Linked DNA regions of Homo sapiens: region 1 is linked to region 2. The links are chromatin loops, found by intact Hi-C in ENCODE. Cell type or tissue: endothelial cell of umbilical vein. All regions are shown on one strand. Each heading gives the region's core, and the rest is flanking DNA. Links, peaks and the distances in the headings are about the cores only. Region 1 holds the start of LINC02813 (long intergenic non-protein coding RNA 2813). Region 2 overlaps CNIH3 (cornichon family AMPA receptor auxiliary protein 3).

Region 1 (10,891 bases), core at 1,535-9,534, 55 kb after region 2:
ATTTGCAGGTGAAGAAACTCAGGTCAGGGAAGAGATCACAAGGCCAGCAAGCTGGGAATCAGCCAGTGAGTCTGGCTCCAGAGCCCAAGTTTTGAACTGTGCCGTGGGCCTGAGTTAACTTGTCGGCTGAAATGAGTTTTAGAGATTCTGGATTTTACTTTGATGTCCAAGAGATACCCTCTATTTATAGTTGGCTTCAGCAATCAAGTTAATAACCAATGACAATTATATTTAGCTAATTTTATTAGAAACTATCAACAATCCTAAAAATAGTCTCTGTTGGTGATCATGTTGATTCTCATTTTTTTTTTTTTTTTTTTTTTTGCCCTGAGGCAGAGTCTCACTCTGTTGCCCAGGCTGGAGTGCAGTGGCGCAATCTCGGCTCACTGCAACCTCTGCCTCCTGGGTTCAAGCAATTCTCATGCCTCAGACTCCTGAGTAGCTAGGACTACAGGCGTGCACCGCCATGCACGGCTAAATTTTTTTTTTTTTTTTTTTTTTTTTTAGTAGAGACAAGGTTTCACCATGTTGGCCAGGCTGGTCTTGAACTCCTGACCTCAAGTGATCCTCCTGCTTTGGCCTCCCAAAGTGCTGGGATTACAGGCATGAGCCACCATGCCCGGCTGTTGATTCTCCTTTTTAAAGGCAAGGACGTGGTGACAAAGAGAGGCAAAGCTATGATTCTATTTAAAGGATCATTACTGTGATTTTGAACAATTTAAGATTACACTGGGGATGAGACTTTACTAGTTTAAATGCTATTTTTCATGCATATAATTGAAAGGAACCAAGCTTAGGCTGTCAGAGGAGATGAGAGAGTGATTTGGGACCTGAGTGCTCACTTCAGGAAACTCACAGCTACATCCTCCATGCTTCGACTTCAAGTTCCCAGACAGGATGCAGGAGAAGGAACTCGGCTGGTGCAGGCCTTTAGTTTGAAAAATTTTCAATGGTTTGAGCCAAACCAAGCACCCCAGATTACATGCCAGTGATAAAACTTAACTGGATTGTCTAAAACAGTCTAGTCTCTGGGAAAGCCTAAAGTTTTAAGACTCGGCATGACTATGTGTCAGATCCTACACAGGGGACAAGGATGTAAAGCCAAATAAGACATAGTCCCTGCTTCCAAAAACCATACAAGAACTTGTTTCCTCTGAGGGGAGCATGCACATAAACAAATGAAACAATGCAGCTGTGACTAAGATTTGTCCTGGCCCTAGGGGAGCAGATGGGAGGGCCTCCTAAACCAGCTCAGGGGTGAGAAGGCTTGGGATTAGGGAGAGTATTCTGGAGGAAGGGGGCCTGAGCTGAAATATGCACTTGGCCCATCTTGGAGCATCTGTAGCTACCCAGAGTTAAGAGTAGTGAAGAGCTTGGGCTCTGAAGTCAGCTGGAACTGAGGCTGAATCTTGGCTCTGCCAGTTATTAGCTATGTGACTTAGGTGAGCTACTTGTCCTCTCCAAGTCTCAGTTTTCTGATCTTATAGGAAGATGATAATACCAACTTTTTTGGAGGTATTGTGATGAATCAAATAATGTACGTGAAGCTCTTAGCTTCACAAGAAGTGCTCAATTGATGGCAATGTTATTGTTGTTATATGTTTGTCTAAGAGTCCCATTGTTATAGGACCAACAGGTTCATGTGCTCCCTGTGCAGTAATAGACCAATACACTGAGACAGCAATGTTTGCAGCAGAGAAAGAGTTTAATGATTGCAAGGCAGCCAAGAAAGGAGATGGGAGTAGACCATCACATTCATCTTCTGGAGGATTTTTGAGCTGAGGTTTACAAGATAATTGTGGAGGGCAAGGGGCTGGAAAACTGGGGTTGTGGATTGGTTGGGGTAAGGAGGATGAAATTATTAGGATGTGGAAACTGCATTCTTTGTGAAGTCAGTTTCTCATGGGGTCCTTCAGACCAGCTGATGTCAGTAGTGTCACATGGTGTGCAGGACCTAAAAGAATATCTCAAATAGAAAAATTAACATTTCATAATGTTCAAGTTGTTATCTATAGAGCAGTGATGGGGAACTCTAATCTAGGCTCCATGTGATTCTGAGGCAATAGGCATCAAACAGCTCTGAGGAAGTGGGCTAGAGAGCAGGCTGGCCTCATGATGAATGCTGAGTGTGCTGCAAGCTGGATTTATTTTCATTTCTCTCCCCCTCTTCTTCCATGATTAACTTTATAAAGTTTATAGGGATGGTTTCACCATGTGATGGCTGCTGGGCAGGAGCTCAGTCTCCTGTGTGGGCAGCCAGGGCTGTAATTTCAGAAGAGTCAGAGTCACCAGATCCCTCTGGAGCCCCTAAGCCCCTCCTTTATCCTCTCTTGATGTTAGAATGCTATTGACACAAGACAAAGCCTTCCATTTTGTAATCCCATGAGCATTAACCAGGAAGCCATCCAGGAGAACACAATTTCAGAGGATAAATCTGCTCCAGGCTTTTTTTTTCCTCAAAGCAGTTTCTGCAGAAACGGTGTTACTACCACGTGGGTCATGGTGGAAGGTGGAAAGACAGGAAAAGAATGAGGAGAAAGAAAGTTGGGGACACAGAATCAAAATTCCCCTGGATTTGTCCAGGTATATGCTTGGTGGTAGTGTGCTTGGGAGGAAAACAGACGTGGGAGCTGGCAGGGTCACTCCCTGGATGGCTTGGTGGACTTGTGCTCCTGGCTGCCAGTCAGGTCACATCCTAGGGTCCTGCAGCCTGAGCAAGTGGCCAGCTCAGTGGGGGCTGGGAGTCTGGGCTCCTTGGGATGCTCCCTTGCTTATCTTGCTCCCCTTGGCCAGGCCCATTTCCTCATTTTTCCAAAGCTGGAGTCCAGGGATATGGGGACAGACCGGTCAGACAGTGGCTCCTTCAGCCAAAGATTCTGTTGCCAACAGAAGCCTGAAGGATATGATACCAAAGGGCTGGGCAGGGGTGTGGGTTTTTCCTGATGGCAGCCTTGGGCATCGATTTATCTAATTTCTTTGACATTTTCTTCCAGTATTTCCCCCTCTTGGGGTAAAAGATTTCCCTGAATCACTGGTATTGCTTTCCTGCAATGGACTCTAGGGTATTGGCCAGTGACTCGCAAATTGCAACTGAACCAAGAAGACCTCATTTCTGGGGTGGCACTGTCCCAGTGAAGATCCTGGTCCTGCCCATGTCACTATCTCTGTCAATTCCCAGTCCTGACCTTCTGGTCTTTCATTCTCATACAGCCTTAAGTTGTGCCGTAACACCTCTCTCCACTTGGAGTTGATTGCTTTTCTGTCCTTTGAGGCCAAGTGGAGTTATATAAATCACCCATTGCAGGTGAGCAGGAACAATATTTTACTGGAAGGGCTGACCTGTATCCAAATAGCCATGTCTAAGATGCAAAAGTGGTGGATAAAAATAAGCCATGCTCATTAGATGGCTCCCTGCCCTATATAGCTGCTCAAAAACCTACGTCTTGTTCTGTCCAAGTGTAAATAGTCTCCCTATTTAGAAATGGCACAGTGGGAGGTAAATGAATTGGCTAGGAGCAACCAGTCATAACGCATCACGTTGAGAAGCTTAAAAACTCTTTATGTGAAAAATACTAATGCTGTGAGTTGCTAAAAGCCAGGCTGTGTGCTAGGAGCTTTACATACATTATCTTATTTAATCCTCCCACCAACTCTGCAAGGTTCTTCTTATTCTATTTTACAGATGAGGAAAGTAGGCTCAGCGAAGTTAGGTTAAGCTTGCTCAGGGTCATGCAGATAGTGATAGTGAAATTGGCAATCAAATATTGGTCACTCTTGTTGGGACAAAGCCCAGTGTTCTTCTCACTGGACCTCACTGCTAGGGATTGGCCAGGATGGTGAGGTTATCAGGTGCATTTAGAGACCTGGTCTCTTATTATTGTCAAATGACTCTTGGTCTGATCCTTGGCTGAAAGGTGTTCTGCAGTGAGGCTGCTTCTATGGAGAATAAAGCTTGAAATTAAATTCCCTCTTGCCATGGTCATGTCCATCCCTGGCTTCCCTGGATCTCAGCCCGTTGGCAGGGCTCCTGTACCCTAAATGATGGCCCAGGTGGTAATGACACTATTGTACCCTGCCTGCCTCTATGCACTGATCTTTCCTGGATTTCCTAATGAGAATGGCCATTGGGATTTTGAAGCAGTCCGATAAATAGTGCCCGTATTCCCTGTCCATATTCTGAATCAGAAATAAGGCAGAGAGTAAGGAAGCTGTAGGCCAAATCTCATCTTAGTATAAATAAGTGCTAGATTGGAGAATGTAGTTTACTGCAGGAGCAAAATGAATTTCTGTTGCAGGGGAGTAGGAAACAAAATCCAAGATGAAGGTTGGCTTGCAGAGGTTTATTAGGAGTCCTTTTGGGATCTATACCAATAGGAGGGGAAGGAATGGAAGCAGGATTGGCAGAGGGAAAAGTCAAGCAGTGCTGCAGTCTTATCAAAGATCTCAACCGATTCTGTGGAGCATGTTGGGTCTTTATACTTTTTTTGTTGTTGTTTTAATCTAGTCTTCATTTTTACTGAAGTTACCATGATGAAAAACTCTCAATTGTTATCCTAGGGTTACTACAAACAACAGATCCTGGCTATGACCACTGCACCAATTGCCAGCTACTATGAGGCAATGACTTACAATCCTTCTGGCTTTAAAAAAATTATTAACTAAAAAAAATGCTAATACTGCTATATGTGAATATTTTAGTTTGAAATAGTATCTGTTCATATTTTACTTTGGAAGATGACTCTCTGACACCCTCCTAAATTAGTTATACCGTCTTCTTTATTTGCAGCACTCACAGTTGTATTTATTACTTTTTTCATTCACAAATAAAAATTTTATACATTTCTTGTGTACAACATGATATTTTGAAATATGTATACATTGTGGAGGGGCTAAATCGAGCTATTTAACATATGCATTACCTCACGTACTTACCATTTTTTGTGGTAAGAACACTTAAAATCTACTCTCTTAGCGATTTTCAAGACTCCAATAGATTGTTATTAATGAAAGTCACCATGTTGTACAATTGTTCTCTTGAATCTTTATACTTCTATATGGGCTGGTCATTGGGTTCAGGCTGCTTCTGAAAAGGAGGTGTGACCTGGGGAGGCAGCAATCTTTGGTCAAAGGCAATTCCCAGAGAGGGCTATTCGCTGAGGGCTGTCAGCCAGCAGCACTCACCATGGAGGGAGAGAAGACCTTCAGTCCCCAAGATGGATCTTGGAGGCTCATGACAGCATTCACTGCATGGACCTATATTTCATACATTTCCGGAAGCAGCATCTCCAGCATTCCCACAGCCTTGTTCCCTGGCAGGGTAAAATAAAGATTAGTGGGACAAACTACAGCTTCCATCACAACTGATACTCATTGTCTCTCTCATCCTCAGGAAACACCTCTGCTGGTTGAGTCACACTTCTTGCCGGTTGGTGTGACCTAGACCCTCATCTCTAATGACTCCAGTCCCTGGACATTATGCCTTCCTCAGGCTCTGGTTGATGAACTTGCCCATTGATCATCAAAACTGGTCAGAGGAAGTGCCAGGAGGTGCACAGTGGATCATCTGGGTGCCAGATTTCTTTGTCCCTACTGGGCACAGCAGCTGTCTTTCCTCCTGCTGGTCAGGGCCAATTTCCTCTGCCAAGATGGTGACTCCGCTTCTTGTGAGGTTCCTTGGCACAGGCCCCAAGTGTCCTGGCAGCATGTGCTACATCCTTTGGTAGGAAGGTTCCCCCTCTGGAACCTGGACCTCTAAACCTGAAAAGCCCAGAATAGAAGGGATAGGAAGCACAAAGTCCCCAGTGGGTTACAAGCAGTGACAGTAAATGGGGCCATGCCACTATAGTTTCCTACTACTGAATCCTGGAATTAGGTTTGGTAACTCACGCAATCATAGCCCAGCTGGGCCTGGGAAGAGTGAAGCAGGGTGGATCAGAGTTACATCAGCTTCCTCCTCCTCCCTTACCCCTGACTTCGTTCTCATACAAGGATAGAGTTCGCTCCTGGAAGAACAATGGAGGATGTGTACTATTTGGGGACAGTTCCTTTTTTTTTTTTTTTTGAGACGGAATTTTGCTCTTGTTGCCCAGGCTGGAGTGCAATGGCACAATCTCAGCTCACTGCAGCCTCCACCTCCTGGGTTCAAGCGATTCTCCTGCCTCAGCCTCCTCAGTAGCTGGGATTACAGGCATGTGCCACCATGCTCAGCTAATTTTGTATTTTTAGTAGAGACGGGGTTTCTCCACGTTGGTCAAGCTGGTCTCGATCTCCCGACCTCAGGTAATCCTCCTGCCTTGGCCTCTCAAAGTGCTGGGATTACAGGCATGAGCCACTGTGCCATCTGACAGCTTTATTCTTAAGAGGAAAAGGGAGCAACTGAGCCAAGCATTTCCAATTTGCTCTTCCCAAGTTAATCGATGAGGTATCACACGACTTTCCCTGTGGCAGAGTGAGTGCAGTGGTAGAGAGATGCTGACAGTGTTGTGCTAATGGGGCTCCCTCCACTTGGAAGGAAACAGCAAGAATTGTGAAGAATTTTCTTTCTTCAAAAGCTCCAAAGTGTTGTTTATTGAGCACTTACTCTTTGCCAAGCTTCCTGCTCAGTGTTTTTCTTATCTTCACAACAGTCCTTTGAGGTGGGGGCTATTTTTGCCTCCAGTTTATTGATGATTAAGTAAAGTACAGGGAAGTAAATAAATTGGCTGAGAGTCTAACCCAGTCAAGCCCCCAGTCAGGCCCCCAGGCCTGGATCAACAATGGTTGACCCAGGCTCCGAACCACTAATTTAGTAGCTCTTTTGCCGGTTTGCTTAGGAATCATCTGGGGTAGTTTGTGATAACTCAGATCCTGGACCCACCTTCAAAGATTCTGATGGGCTTGAGGCAAGGCCCAGAAATCTGAATTTTTTAAAAAAATTCAATTTAATTTAATGTTAAGTTCTGGAATACATGTGCAGGACGTGCAGGTTTGTTACATAGGTAAACATGTGCCATGGTAGTTTGTTGCACCTATCAACCCCATCACCTAGGTATTAAGCCCTGCATGAATTAGTTATTTATCTTGATGCTCTCCCTTTCCCTGCACCCCCCATGACAGGCCCCAGTGTGTGTTGTTTCCCTCCCTGTGTCCATGTGTTCTCATTGTTCAGCTCCCACTTATAAGTGAGATCATGCAGTGTTTGGTTTTCTGTTCCTGCGTTAGTTTGCTGAGGATAATGGCTTCCAGCTTCATTCATGTCCCTGCAAAGGACATGATCTTGTTCCTTTTTATGGATGCATAGTATTCCATGGTGTATATGTACCACATTTTCATTATCCAGTCTATCATTGGTGGGCATTTGGGTTGATTCCATGTCTTTGCTATCATGAACAGTGCTGCAATGAACATATGAATGCATGCATCTTTATAATAGAATGATTTATATTCCTTTGGGTATATACCCAGTAATGGGATTGCTGGGTCAAATGGTATTTCTGGTTCTAGGTCTTTGAGGAATCACCACACTGCCTTCCACAACGGTTGGCCTAATTTACATTCCCACCAACAGTGTAAAAGCGTTCCTATTTCTCCAGGAATCTGAATTTTTAACAGGTTCCTCTTTATCCCTCTGCCAGGAGAATATGATTTAAGTGACATGACTTCCATCCTTTGAGAAATACTTCATGATACTATACTTTCTTCTCATGTGTAAGCCCAGGGCATGAAAATGAATAATTGCTACCCAATAATTGGGCATCTTTTCTGTTTCCACTGCTGGAAGGAGGGGCAGATGGGTTGGAGGAGCACAGTGTGAGGATAGGCAGGCTCAACTTGCTTATGGAGCACAGATCACCAAAGATAATGCAGCACACCGTTGGCAGAGGGCTAAACCATGTGGCTCAGACTGGAAACACACTGAGAATTTAGAAAATGGAGCCACCACTTTAGTGGGACCTGAGTGGTCAGCGAAGGAGTTAGTAGGCGAGCTGGGCTGGTGAAGGGGATACAGCAAGTGGGAGAAGGACAAGGAGGAGCTACTTGGAGAATATGTCTAAGGGAAGAAGGTTAGACGTGGGGAGCTGGAAGAACAGATGTGATATGGGAAGAAGAAGAAGCAGAGACACATGAGATCATGCTGGCAGTAAGCAGGTGCACAGTAGCACGGGGGTGTCAGCCTCCTCATTGTGGAAAGCATGAGCCTTAGCCCCAGAAGAGCAAGAAACATCCACAGACAGCCTGAGAAACCATGAAGACCAAAGAAGGGACAATGGAGCAGCAGCATCCAGTGGATGTTCAACAAGCATGTATTGCGCGTCAGGCATCGAGCCAGTACTTACGATGCAGAGAGGACTAAGACTCTGTTCCCACTCTCCATAAGACACTACCAAAGTGTAGAGTTAGGGAAGACAGCTTCAATGTGTTCATTTCTTTCATATATTTAACTAAGCTTTTTTTTAAGTTTTATTTTCTAAGCACATAAGGCAGACTTTGTTAGCTTTGAGGGGAATCTGTGCTGGGTAGGGAGGTGGTAAGAAAAGGATGAAAAGAGAAACAGTCTTTTCTCCAAGCAAGTTAATGCTTGAATAGGGGGAATAAGACATAGTAGGATGTAGACACTAAGACTGGATTCTAATCTTCTGGGATTCCAAGTTCTTCTGCATGAGCTTAATGACAATGAGATTGCTTGTGACTTCACTCCTCGCCTTGACCACACAGATGGAAGGTTTTGGCTGTGTTAGGTCAATGCATGGGGAAAGGTGTCAGCTTCCCCACCGTGCAGTCAGTGTTGTGCAAAAGCAGAGGCAGGATCTGAGGGCAAGACAAACTGGGGGCTCCTGCTTGATTGTCTCACCTGCCCCTCTTTGGCAGCGGGTTGTGTCCCTGGCCTTTTAGACCTAAGCAGAGAGGGAATTTCAAGTCAGGTGGCGCCTGTACAGTCTATGGAATAGGTAGTTAATGAGGTCTGGAGTTGATGTTGCCTTCCTCTCCTTCTCTGATCACTTTCATGTCACTCACCCATCCCAGATGCCATGGTGTTCTCAATGCCCCAGTTCTGGGGTTTCCTGCCCCACTCCACCTTTCCTTTCCTGATCCTCAAGAAAACTGACTTCTTTTCCTAAGCCCCCCGTCTCCACTTTGTGAGGGGCATTCTGAGCATGGAGGCTAATCAATATGTTCTCAGTATCCAATGGAAGCCTAACGTGCCACCTCTTCCAAGGGCAGTGCATTTTAACTCAGACCCAACGCCCCAACCAAATGAAAGATCTCTAATCTGGAATTTTCAACAATGGGGCTGGTGGGTCAGGGTGCACCAGATCTCAGGAGGTTTATCCAGAAGACTTTCAAGTGCCCCAAGAGGCTGAGTGGTCCGCCAAGTGCCTGCATGTGTGCAGTCAGGAAGCTTGAGTCTGGGTTCTGCCTGGGGCAAGTCACTACAACTCCCAGAGCCTCATTTCTGCTATTCGTAAAATGGAGAAGACACCTCCTATGATATCAAGTCACTGACTTGTTCCCAGGTAAAAATGAGATGGAAAGCTGTTTTGTGAACCAAAATGCATGCTTTTGTTACAGTGCGGGGATGCTGGCTGGCAACGGCTGTGAAGTGCAAGGCTGGGGGAGGCAAGAGGGTGCTGGTGGGAGGAGAGCTGCAGAAGCAGAGTAATCTGCAGAGCTAAAGCAGGCTGTGCAAGGAAGGGGCAGGTGGCCTTTCCAGAAATCTGTACAAGGCTGTCTAATTGCACACAGAATGGGATTTAATGCAACCTGCATGACAGTTCCCTGCCTCCAGCCCCTCCTTCCATCACCCCTGCAGCTGATGGAGAAGTTGAGTTTAGGAATTAAAAGGGTGATTTTGCAGGAGCAGAAGTTATTTCTGCTACCATGTCTCTTATCATTAAAAAAAGAATAGAGAAACTTCCAGAAACGTTATTTTGAGGAGAGGGGCTTGGTTCACCTGCTGACAATGAGGCAGTGAGAAGAAGACACTAGAGAAGGCAGCTCTACATGCACTGTAGGCCTGAAGGACCCCACAAGACTGCCCGCTTGGGCTGACCTTAGCAAAGACTGGACCAGCTTGGTAATTATTCAGAGACTATTAAGTGCATGTTGCCTGTGGATTAATTAGCTTAGAAGAATGAAGGAATTAAGTGGCATCTTAACATGATGGGAGGCTTTACGGTATTATGAACCACAATTAATCTAGCCTCTCTGGTAAATTTGTAAGCACACTTAGCAAATAATTGCATCCAATTATAATTGCAATTATGGCTGGAGGTAGCTGCAAGTGGTCTTAATACAAGCAAGTCCCAGTCTCAAGGATGTGTAATTCACATCAAATAGGGCATTTCAGACCCAGTGGGGCTGGGGGAAGGAGGAGGGGAAGAGCAGGAGGAATTGAACAAGGATGCAAGAGAGAAAAATGAAGAAACAGAGAGGGCATAACAATGTCCTTTCCTCTGCTGATTGAAATTCACTACAGAAGCAAAGAAACTGTGAAAACAGATGGAAATGCAGAGTAGACAATAAAGATTTAATCCCCAAATGAAATTAGTGAGTGGATCTTCCATCACAATGAACACAATGAACCTGTATTGACCTCTGAATTAATTTTCATCTCAGTTGAAGAAGCACTTGTTCTTTACCAGCTATCCAGAGACGACACACACAGTTGCCTTCATTTGGGTTGTGTTGATCCCAGGTTTCTGGAAAGCTTGTCCTTAGTCACTTCAAAGGATTATAGTTTCTACTTTTTGACACTCGAAGAATAATCCGTTCAGCAGGGCGAAGAGAAAACCTTGCTGACTACAATCAGACAATGTTGTTAAAAGTCCTTCCAATAAGCTGTCTCATTTAAAGCTACATGAAACCTGAAGAAAAGGGCTGATAAATTTGGAACATACGGTCTTTCCACTGT
Region 2 (10,891 bases), core at 1,266-9,265:
ATAGCTCCAGTATGCAGGCAGAGGCAAACCATTGCCCTGTTTTTTTCCAGAGCAGGAAACACTTCTGACCTCTCAAGGTCCATCTGTCCTGGCTGGTCAAAACCTTTTTTCTACCTGTTGGAGGGGCCAGATTTTGAGGAGCCAGTGACCTAGTGTCTGTGCATCCCACGTGGGCCTGCACTCATGAGGGCAGAGGGCTGGCCAAGGTAGACGTGACCACCGGACCAGCTGAGCCACGATGGGCAGCTTGAATGTGTTAATGAACATGAAGCCTGCTTAGCAGAGGGGCTCAAACTTTGCCGCACATTAGAATCACCTGGGGGAAATTTTAAAAATCCTGATGCCCAGAATTCATCCCAAACCAATTAAGTCATAATCTCTGGGGTGAGACTCAGCATCAGTATTTTACAAAGCTCCCCAAGTGACTCCACTGTGCAGCTAAGTTGGAAAAATCAGTGCCCTAGGGAGCATTTTGCAGTGTTAGTTATCATGGTTAGGGCGCTGAGTTTCATCAGCCTGGCTGTGCTGATGGGGAGCTACTGCTTTCCTATTAGCATTGCTGCCTTTACCTGCCTGGTTGCCTCTTTCAAGCCTCCCTACCCAGTTCTTGAGCTAAGAATAGAGTTTCCAAAGCAATTTGTTTCCTAAAAGATAGAAGTTCATCTTTTTTCATGAGGCAAAAATATTCCTAGTATTTTTATACATGTGAACATTTCCTGGTTCTGCAGGATTCTGTTGACTCTGTTAGCCCCATCACCCACTGCCAGCTCATTCAGCCCGCAGCAGGTATTTAGGCAGAACAAGATGAGCACCTGCATATTCTCCCTGCAGCACACCTGAGTCGCTGCTGCTCTGCAGGCCTCCCACCTCAGCCTACGACGTATTCCAACTCAAAGGGAGCAACGGTGCACCAATCATGCGATGAATGAGGCCAGAGTTTCATTGGATTGGATTCTGTAATACATCTCTCAGAGGTGCGCCTTTGGTGGAGTGAGAACATGAACTACTGTTCAGGAGGTAGGGGCATGGACCACACCAGTGCACACTGCAGGTAGTAAGGTGCAGGGTGGCAGGTGGAAGGACGGTGTGTGTCCTGCCTGGTGTGAGCAGGCTGCATCACCTACAGAGCAGGACCTCCATGAGTCTCAGGTCATCAAAGAGGAGTGGAGACACAGCCCCTTCTCTCCTAGAAGCAGAGGCACGGGAACAATGAGAAGGCTCTCTCCAGGGCAGTGTGGCCCTGCAGGGTCCTAACAGCTCTGAAAGCCAGCAGGGGCTCTCTGCAAAAGCTAAAGTCAGCAGCAGATGATATGATGCAGGATTATGCACATTCGAATCCCCTGGGGAGCTTTTAAAACCCAGGGATCCAGAGGCAGGGAGCCATCCCCTGAGTCTCATTTAACATTTTATTTTGAAAAATGTCAAATATAAGGGGATGTTGGAAGAGCAGCACAATGAACACCCACGTAGCCTTCACCAAGATCCGCCGCTTATTCAGTTTGCCACATTTGCCTTCTCAGCTCTTCCCCATCCCCCGTGTATGTACAGCACATACTTTTTTTTTGCTGGACCATTTAATTGTATACATCATGGATCTGCATCCCCAAATACATCCTCCGACATAACCACAATACCATTGTCACACCAAAGAACATGGCTATAATATTGTCACCTAGTCATAGTCACATTTCCCCTAGTTTCCCTATAGTATTCTTTATAGTTGTTGTTGTTGCTTTTTAAATTCAGGATCCAATCAAAAATCACACATTGCACCAGGCACAGTGGCTCATGCCTGTAATCCCAGCACTTTGGGAGACTGAGGTGGGTGGATCACCTGAGGTCAAGAGTTCAAGACCAGCCTGACCAATGTGATGAAACCCCGTCTCTAGTAAAAAATACAAAAATTAGCTGGGCATGGTGGCAGACTACAGTAGGCTGTAGTCCCAGCTACTCAGGAGGCCAAGACAGGAGAATTGCTTGAACCTGGGAGACGAAGGTTGCAGTGAGCCGAGATCACACCACTGCACTCCAGCCTGGACAAGAGCGAGACTCCCTCTCAAAAAAATAAAAATAAAAATAAATCAGACATTGCATCTAGTTGTTGTGTTTCCCATAGTTTCCTTTAATCTAGAACCATTCTCCACTTTTTTCATGACACTGACCTCTTCTGAAGAGTGCCGAATGCAGGTAGTTTTTAAAAGTTCCCCATGTATTTCTAATGAGCAGCAGGATTAGGAAGCACTGCAATCAAAGGCTGCATGCTTTGCTTTCCCCATATAAATATGTGGGCAAATGAACAGGAAGCCGGGCGCTGGCCTGGAGCCCCCTTCATTCTTGGGAAGAGCCGCATGTGCCTTCCATGCACAGCCCTGGCCCCTTTCCACAGTGGTGTTTAGTTTTAGTTATGCAGAGTCACAAGCCACTCTGATCAATACCTTTTCTGGTGGCTCAGCACCTTCACCTCTTCTTTTCCCCTCCCTCCTGGGATCCCCTGCTCCCATTCTGTGATTTTTGTGCTGGATGTTCAAGGTATTGAACCTGTGATAGGAATTGCTTGAGCAACCTCACAGAGGACCGTGAAGGGAGGGGACATGGTGGTGTCTGTTCTCTCTGTAGCAGCAGCAGTGAGGGGTTGTTGTGAATGTTCTGCAGAGAGGGATGTCTCTCCCAGGCTGCCATAGTACCCTGCTCCAGCCACACTGAATTAAGCACCATTCACTTGCCCTTCATCTTCCTTCTTCCTTCACTTTTTTTTCTCTTTCTCTTTTTCTTTTCTTTTCTCTCTTTCTTTTCTTTTTTTTCTTTTTTTTTTTTTTTGAGCTGAACCTACCCATTCTTTAAGACTCAGCTCACATCGTCACTTCGGGGAAGCCTTTTGCTTCCTTCCTCAGTTGGAGTCTGTGTGCTTCTGGGGGCTCCCCTAGCACCCCAGGCTGATGACTACTCTAGCACTTACTAGGCAGCACTGCATTTTTCTTTCCGCAGCTAGACCAGGAGCTGCCAGAGGACAGGGACTGAGTCTGTTATGAGTCCAACACCAGTGCCCGCACATTGTAGGTGTCCAGTAAATGTTTGGTGAATGAAAGCAAAAGAGGTGTGTTCAGTTCTGAGAATTCTACAGTCACAGTTCTCCAGGTTACAATAATAGAATATTAGGGCTAGGGTGGGGACAAAAGTGACTTCATCTTGGATGCTGATCTGCCGTGTTCACTTCTGATTAGCCTTAGTCCCAGGAATGGCTCTTGATTCCCACTTTACTTACTGTCTCCACAGTAAGAACATGTCAACCTTGATGTCATCAGACAAATTACAGGCAATGACGCACATAGCATCCTCGCCTGTTCCGGAGGGTCGCCTTTGATTGTCTTGCTAGAGCACATGTACCCTCTCCCTGTGGTCTATAAGCCTTGGGTCTGAGGAGTAACAGTGCGGAGATCTACCTGTCTTGTGGGTGCCCAAGACCACACTTTTGTCTGTACATTCCCTGAATCAATGACCCAGTACCAACAAACTGGATTTGTCTGCCCCCTTCTTTGGTGTCTCAGCTCCTTCAGCATTTGGGAGGTTTGCATGTATGTCTCTTTAATGGAAAAGCTAGAAAGGATCTTAGTGAATTCTGGCCTCGCTCTTTCATCGAAGGTAAACAAAAGTGCAGAGAGAGAGACCTGCCTCAATGCCACAAAGTGGTAGAGTTAGTCAGGACTAAGCCTGTCTCCTGTTTCCCTGAAACCAGGGTTTTTTCCCTATGATACCATTCACCTTTATTTCATTAGACTGTTTATTGATTTCATATGTCCCAATCCTATTGACTTTTCATTATTCACATGTGGATAATTTTTCATATTATTATGTACTTTAAAAATCCAACCTCTAATTGGCTGCCTCTCCTTTCCTTTCTTTCTTTTTTTTTTTTTTTTTTTTTTTGAGACAGAGTCTTGCTCTGTCACCCAGTCTGGAGTGCAGTGGCGTGATCTTTGCTCACTGCAACCTCTACCTCGTGAGTTCAAGCAATCCTCCCATCTCAGCCTCCTGAGTAGCTGGGACCACAGGTGTGTGCCACCACACCCGGCTAATTTTTGTATTTTTAGTAGACATGGGGTTTCACCATGTTGTCCAGGCTGATCTCGAACTCCTGACCTCAAGTGATCTGCCCACCTCAGCCTCCCAAAGTGCTGGGATTACAAATGTCAGCCACTGCTGCCTTTCCTTTCTGACCACAGGAAAGAAAAGTTCATTTTAATCAAAGTTTAAGCACAATGTAATCAGGAGAGCAAATCTATTGGATGAAAAGCAACAAGCCCAAAACACACTTCAACCACCCTCAACCTCAAATAACGAATTCTGTACTGCTTTGAAACAGCATGGAGAGACACCCCCCGCCCCACCCCGCCCCACCCTCAATTGGTGTGGATGATTGAGAGTTAACCACAAAGTTCACAGAAGCAGCTTTTCTTCTCTCTCTACTCCACTGTGGGCTTGGCCAATGAGCAATGTGGGTCCTGGGACGGTCCGAGAATATTGCTATTCAAGTGGTCCATGACTTGAATAGCATAGTGAACCAGCAGCTTTGGCATCACCTGGGAGCTTGTTATAAAGGCAGAATCTCATGCCCCACCCAGATCTGTGGGATCATAATCTGCATTTTAACAAGATCCTTGTATGCACATTATTTTGAGCAACATGGCCGAGAACCCCGGCTGTCAAGTTCAGACCTGGCAGGCTGTACCCGCTTTTCAGCACTTACTGGGCATCCACCTTGTGTGGCCTTTTTAGATGGCACCAAATAAATGAACATCCTGCCCTCATTGTTATCTTGTTGTTATTGACATACCTTTCCCACCTCATCAGTTTCATTCCTCTGGGTGTGTCCCTGGTGCTGCTGAGACCCTCTCTGTCCACTAGAATTCCCACCATCTCACTGTTGCAGGGTCCTCCTGCCATGCAACTATCCTCTGACTCACCCCATCCTGCTCCCTGTCTCTGGTCACGCTGCCTCCATGGGCAGCTCTGGTTTTCCCTACCTTCCTTAAGTTCCCCAGCAATCCTGCCATCCCTCAACCCCTTCTCTCTCAGCCATGGATGCTCTTGAGTAAGTGGAGGTTGTTGATGCTGAGTTCCCTATTTCCCCCTCCACTTCCTGTCCTCACCTCTCCAATCCTCCTCTCCCATCTCAGGGCCTCTCTCCTCTCAGGGCCCCATTTTAATGCTGCCTCATGATTCAGTCCCCCTCTGACTCACTCTGGAGCATATCCAGATCAGCTCCCTCTTTTGAGTACCTTCTCTCTCTCATTGTTATCCAGCTCCTTTTTTCCCCTGTCTTAAAACACATTTCGTCTTCCTTGTTCTAAAAAGTTGCATTGGCCTTAGTAACCCTTCATGCTACCAACCCACACATTTCTTTTTTCATATGTTGCCCAATTCTGGAAAGAGTCCCTTGCACTCCCCGCCTGCGCTTCCTGACTCCTACGCATCTCAGAATCCCTTGCAGTCCGGCAGATGTGCCTCTCCTTCTATTGAAACTGCTGATTGAAGGTCACCAATGACGTCCCAGTTGCCAAATCTAATAGACTGACTTGTTTGTCCTGTTCCCCTTTGACCTCTCTGTAGTATGACATGACTAGTCTCCTGCTCCTCTTTGGCTTCCTGGCATGAGACCATCTTAGTTTTCCTCCTGTCTTGTGCACACGCATGTCTCTCCTTTTTCTCTCCTCCTTTCTCACACCCCAAATACAGGTGTTCATGCGCCTTCTGCCCTTGTTTTCCTCTTGCTCTGTACTAAGAGTTGCTATTGGCAGCCTGTGGATCAGAGATGTCCTGCAAATTTGTTTTCATTTGACTCATTTAATATTTTAGGAACCTGAAAACCCCACACAAAAATCTGGGTTTCAAGCTGCTTTTGAAAAAAACAAAACAAAACAGAACACAGGACCTGGAAATAGTGGATTCGTATTCTTCAGGACAACAATCAGCTGGAGTGGGTAGCTGATTAACCCTTTAGATGGGGTGTCTGCCCTCAGATCACTTCCGTGACCACCACGCGCGTCTGTCTAGCACCACATGGTTTTGAGTGTGAGCCACTTGTGCTCCTGAGTAAGTGTGGGCTCTCCCCTAAGTGTGGGCCCTCCCCAGGGCTCATCTCCTCCAACGCTGAAGCATCTATCATCGTTCATCTTCTAGCGGCTCCAAATCTATGCATCTTCTCCTGCTCTCTCTCTCTCTCTTGAATTCCAGGAATGTGCTTCTAACCATCTTGGGCATCTTTACCTGGTTTTACTCATTGTACCTCAAACTCAGTCTTGGGGTTAGGAGTGCTTATGTATCACACTTACCCACCTCTCTGAGTTTTGAATCAATTGAGAACAGACATAAGAGTCTAGATGAGAGCCGAAGAACCATGTGGTATCCAGCCAGCTGCATGGAAGGGCATGGCAGGACTCCAGCACCTTCAAGTGTAGGAGAGAGAGAGTATTGAAGAGGGGTGGGCTGGCTTCAGGCTTGTGTTGCCAAGGAGGCAGTCTCTGGACCTGACCACATAAACCTACCACATGCTTGCAGGAGTAGAGAAAGAGGATGCCTGCAGTTTAAGGGCAGGCAAGTCCAGGAGCAAGAGAAGCCAGGCCACAGGCTTCCTCCCTAATACTTCCCCAAGATGTGGAAAAGTTGGTGGAAATTCCTATTTTATGGGTTGAAGCAGGAATACAGAAAGAGGAAGAGAAGGGTTCAGGGTTCTCTCTTCCTTCAACCTGCCATCTACTCATTACAGTAGTACCCCCTTATCCATGGGGCATATGTTCTGAGATCCCTGGTGGAGATTCCTGAAGTTGCAGATAGTACCAAGCTGCGGTATATCCTATGTTTTTCCTATCCATACATATCTATGATAAAGTTTTACTTATAAATTAGGCATAGTAAGAGATTAACTTTATTAATTATCTTTATTATTAATAACTAATAAAATAGAAAAATTATAACAACATACTGTGATAAAAGTTATATGAATACGGTCTCTCTCAAAGTGTCTTATTGTACTGTACTTACCTATTTTCAGATGTGGTTGATCACAGGTAATTTAAATAGTAGAAAGTGAGACTACCGATAAGGGGTATTGCTGAATTGCTTTACAGCATGTTCGTTCACCCATTTTAGTTAATTGAGACACTGTCTTCCATGTTACTTGGGATTTACACCACATCTCTTGTCTTTCTGTGGATTCTATTTCCCGAGTGCTTCGTGAATTACAGCCCTCCTCCTCCAGGCCACTGCTGAAAGAGCTCAGACTCTCATTTCTTTGCCTGGACTATTACAGAGGCTTCCTAGTTTGTTTGCTTTTTGTTTTTCTTGGTCTTCGTTCAAGTCCTTAGGCCTCCTCCTCCATTCACCCTTCACATTGTTGGAATGATCTAAGCAAACCTTGATCATATATAATTTCCATACCCAGAAATCTCTGGATCCCAGTTTTGGAGAATAAGTGACCACTAAAGGACTTGGCATGGCTCCTAAGGTACTCTGTGACTTCCCCTAACATATCTTTTAACCTTATTGCAATCTGCTTTTTTTCAAACACCCATTTTCTCAGCCAGCATTTATCAAGTATTTGCTATGTGCCAAGGAGGGTGCCAAGTGCTGGGAAGAGAGATGCATAAGTTACAGTTACTGCCCTGTGATTTGAGATCCTCATGCCATTACTGACACCACTTTATCACTTGGAATGTTCCTCTCTGTTGGCTAAAATGTTATCTTTACATTTCAGCTCAAGTGTCGTCTCTTCTATGAAGCCTTTTCTATTCCACTAAAGAAATGATCTCTGCCCTCTCTATTTTACTGGATTTTTAAAAGCATCTTCTTCCTGCATAATGATATCTTGTGTACATGTTTTATCTCGCTTACCTGGCTGTAGTCTTCCTGAGGGCCAAGGATATATCTTTTTCAACCTTGAGTTCCCCACACAGCCTGTGCAGTCCTAGTGCATTTGGGGCACTCCATAGATGAGTGTCTTTAAAATTGCATCTCCTCTGAAGCAGAAAATGAAACAAACCCAGAGAAAAATGTTTTAACGCACATATAAATTAAACGCGATCCGAGGTATTACTAAAGATACCTGTATGGAGATGAATATGTCATAATTAATTAATAACACATTTGTGAGCCATCTACTATCCTTTTTGAAACAAAATGGTATTTAACATATTTAAATAATGTTTCTTCATCTCTTCCTTTTCATTCCTACTGCAACCAACTTAAGTTTTTAATCTTTCTCTCTCTCTCTCTTTTTTTTTTTTGGAGACAGGGTTTTTGTTCTGTCGCCCAAGCTGGAGTGTAGTCATGTGATTGTAGCTTACTGCAGTCTTGAGCTACTGGGCTCAAGTGATCCTCCCACTTCAGCCTCCTGAGTAGCTAGGATTATAGGCATGAGCCACCGTGCCTAGCTCTAACCATTTTACTTTTAAGAACCAGAGGGTGGGCGCAGTGGCTCACATCTGTAATCTCAGCACTTTGGGAGGCTGAGGTGGGTGGATTGCTTGCATCTAGGAGTTTGAGACCAGCCTGGGCAACATGGCAAAACCCTGCCTCTACAAAAAATACAAAAATTAGCCAGGTATGGTGGTACCCGCCTGTAGTCCCACCTACTCAGGAGGCTGAGGTGGGAGGATTGCTTGAGCACAGGAGATCAAGGCTGCAGTGAGCCTTGATCATGCCACTGCACTCCAGCTTGGGTGACAGAGCCAGACCCTGTCTCAAAAAAAAAAAAAAAAAAAAAAAAGAACCAGGAAGTTTTGTTGGCTTCTCTAAAGCCTCTTGCCAACTTTTGCCAATCCATTTATCACAACTCCAATAATTATTTCTGCTAACACTGCTGTGCATGCCACTCTCATGCTTAGGGGCCTTTGATGGTTCCTCACTGCCTGCTGCATCAGGTCCCAACTCCTTAGCCTGACCTTCATGGCTGTCCCCAAAGGCCCTTTCCCCAGGCTATTGCCCTGGTTCTCACTAGCTTCAAGCCCGGGCCAGCCGGGAACCTCCCCTCCATTCAGGTGCCATATCTTCCCTGGATGATAAAGGCTTGTCTAAAGTCCACTCACTTTCACGACATTGTTAATGACCATTTCAGCTGGGAATAGGTTCTTCTCTCACCTTTAGCAGTTGTTCCCAAACCTGGTTGCATATGCACAGCATTTAAAATACAAATCCCTGGGCCCCACCCTCTGGAAATTCTGAAGTAGAACTTGGGAATTTGCATTTTTATTAATATCTACGAAGGGATTCTGATGTGCAATGGTTTTGGGAGCCAGTGACTCTTGGGACCCTACAAGCTGAAGGTCTTGTCCTGCTGTGTGTTGTGGGTATTTATGTATCTTTTTGATCTCTCCTTCTGGATTGTACTCTTCCTAAAAGCAGGATTGCATTTGGATCACCTGGCAGGATATCTGGCTCTCAGCAATAGGATAAATTACTCAACAAGTATTTATTCAATGAATGAATGAATGAATACATGCATGAGAGACTCCTTTGAAGAGGTGAGACTTGAAGGGTAGCAGGAACTTGTAATGTAGCCAGGAGTTGAAAGGAGGAAATTCAAGCAGAAAGAAGAGTGTCTAGTATCAATATTTTGTGCAAGATGCAGGTGATAATCAGACCCCTGGGGACTCACTTTGAAATCTCTTTGCTTCCAGGGTTTAAAATATTCCTCATCAATTATTTCCAGTTTGGGAAGACGCTCATCATTTTAAGAATTTCCAATATCTGCCTTATTATGTGGTTGTTTCATTCTGGCTCTCTGATGATCAACTGGGTGTTTTTAAAATAGAATGTTTCAGCTCTTCCAGGATCTAGTCCCTGAGGTTGCTCTGGCAACCACCTTAAAAACTCCAGAGAGCATTATCCTAAGTTGCCAAATGTCTCAGATTTTCTGGCTGCCACACCATTTTTCAGTAGTGCCCTGACAAAAAGGTTAACATTAAATAATCTCAATTAATTAGCTCAATCTCCTAAAATCCTTTCAAAAAAGCCAAGCATGCTTAACATCCTTGTTGTTGAATGTTCCTTTCTTGACTGTACTGTTATTGAGCTCTGGATCTTCAGCAGCTGGTCAACCAGGTATCAAACACACACTGCCCAGGAGACCCGTTGCAGTCCAATAGTTTATTGAAATCATAATCAATGCACCTGTAGCTTCCAGAAAGTGTCTTTGTTTTACTGAAAAGCCAACCAGAGAAAAAACATTTATCTGCTGAGATGTGTATGTGATTTTGATTATCATGGCGAAGTCTTTGCACAGTTCCAGGTATTGTTATTGACACCTCAGCTCTCACCTTGCTTTGATGATTCAGTGTGCACATGATGTGTGCAGGTTCAGGGGTTTATTTCTGTAAGTCCACATGTGCTGCTGGTACCAGAGGTCAGGGCTGCAGTCCTGTTTGAGTCACTAAAAGGCAATATGACTTCAGGAAAGTTACTCTGAGTTCTCTGAGCTTCACTTTCCTACCTGTAAAGTAGGGATTATAAAAGCACCTACTTCATAGGTTGTTGCAAGGAATACATATGATAATGTAATAAAACACCACAGTGGTTGGGGCTGAATAAACATTAGCCACTATTATTACCAAGCAGCTTATATACATATAGCCCAGTTTATTGGAAGAAAAGAGAAAAGCATAAGCTCTTTTCTACCAAGATGAAATCTGTTTATTTTAGTGTTAATACTTTAGCCTCACTGAGTTTTGCTCCTCTGGTTTCAGTGCAACTTTTTTAAAATTTAAATTTAAATTTTTATTTTTTGAGACAAGGTCTCATTCTGCCACTTAGGCTGGAATGCAGTGGCATAATCACAGCTCACTGCAGCCTCATCTTTTGGGCACAAGTGATCCTCCCACCTCAGCCTCCCGAGTAGCTG

What was found. A loop is a pair of places that touch in the nucleus more often than their neighbours do. Peaks named below come from ENCODE experiments on the same cell type or tissue, not always from the same donor. Only the 100,000 strongest peaks of a DNase experiment are listed, where the experiment ranks them.
Region 1: it touches region 2 in a loop (2.5-fold over the local background); 3 of 110 quality-filtered maps call a loop at or near these places.

Annotation. Positions count from the first base shown.
Region 1 is chr1:224,757,660-224,768,550 of GRCh38, forward strand. LINC02813 (long intergenic non-protein coding RNA 2813) reads left to right here and starts at 7,531. Exons shown (of 3, transcript XR_001738495.2): 1 at 7,531-9,494. LOC124904523 (a long non-coding RNA gene) reads right to left here and starts at 5,309. Exons shown (of 2, transcript XR_007066898.1): 1 at 5,182-5,309; 2 at 1,687-5,101. In endothelial cell of umbilical vein, for the core only: no CTCF peak of the experiment used is centred there; no DNase peak of the experiment used is centred there.
Region 2 is chr1:224,703,058-224,713,948 of GRCh38, forward strand. All of the region lies in intron 3 of CNIH3 (cornichon family AMPA receptor auxiliary protein 3), which reads left to right. Among named protein-coding and RNA genes, the nearest start is that of CNIH3-AS1, 22 kb to the right of the region's middle. In endothelial cell of umbilical vein, for the core only: no CTCF peak of the experiment used is centred there; no DNase peak of the experiment used is centred there.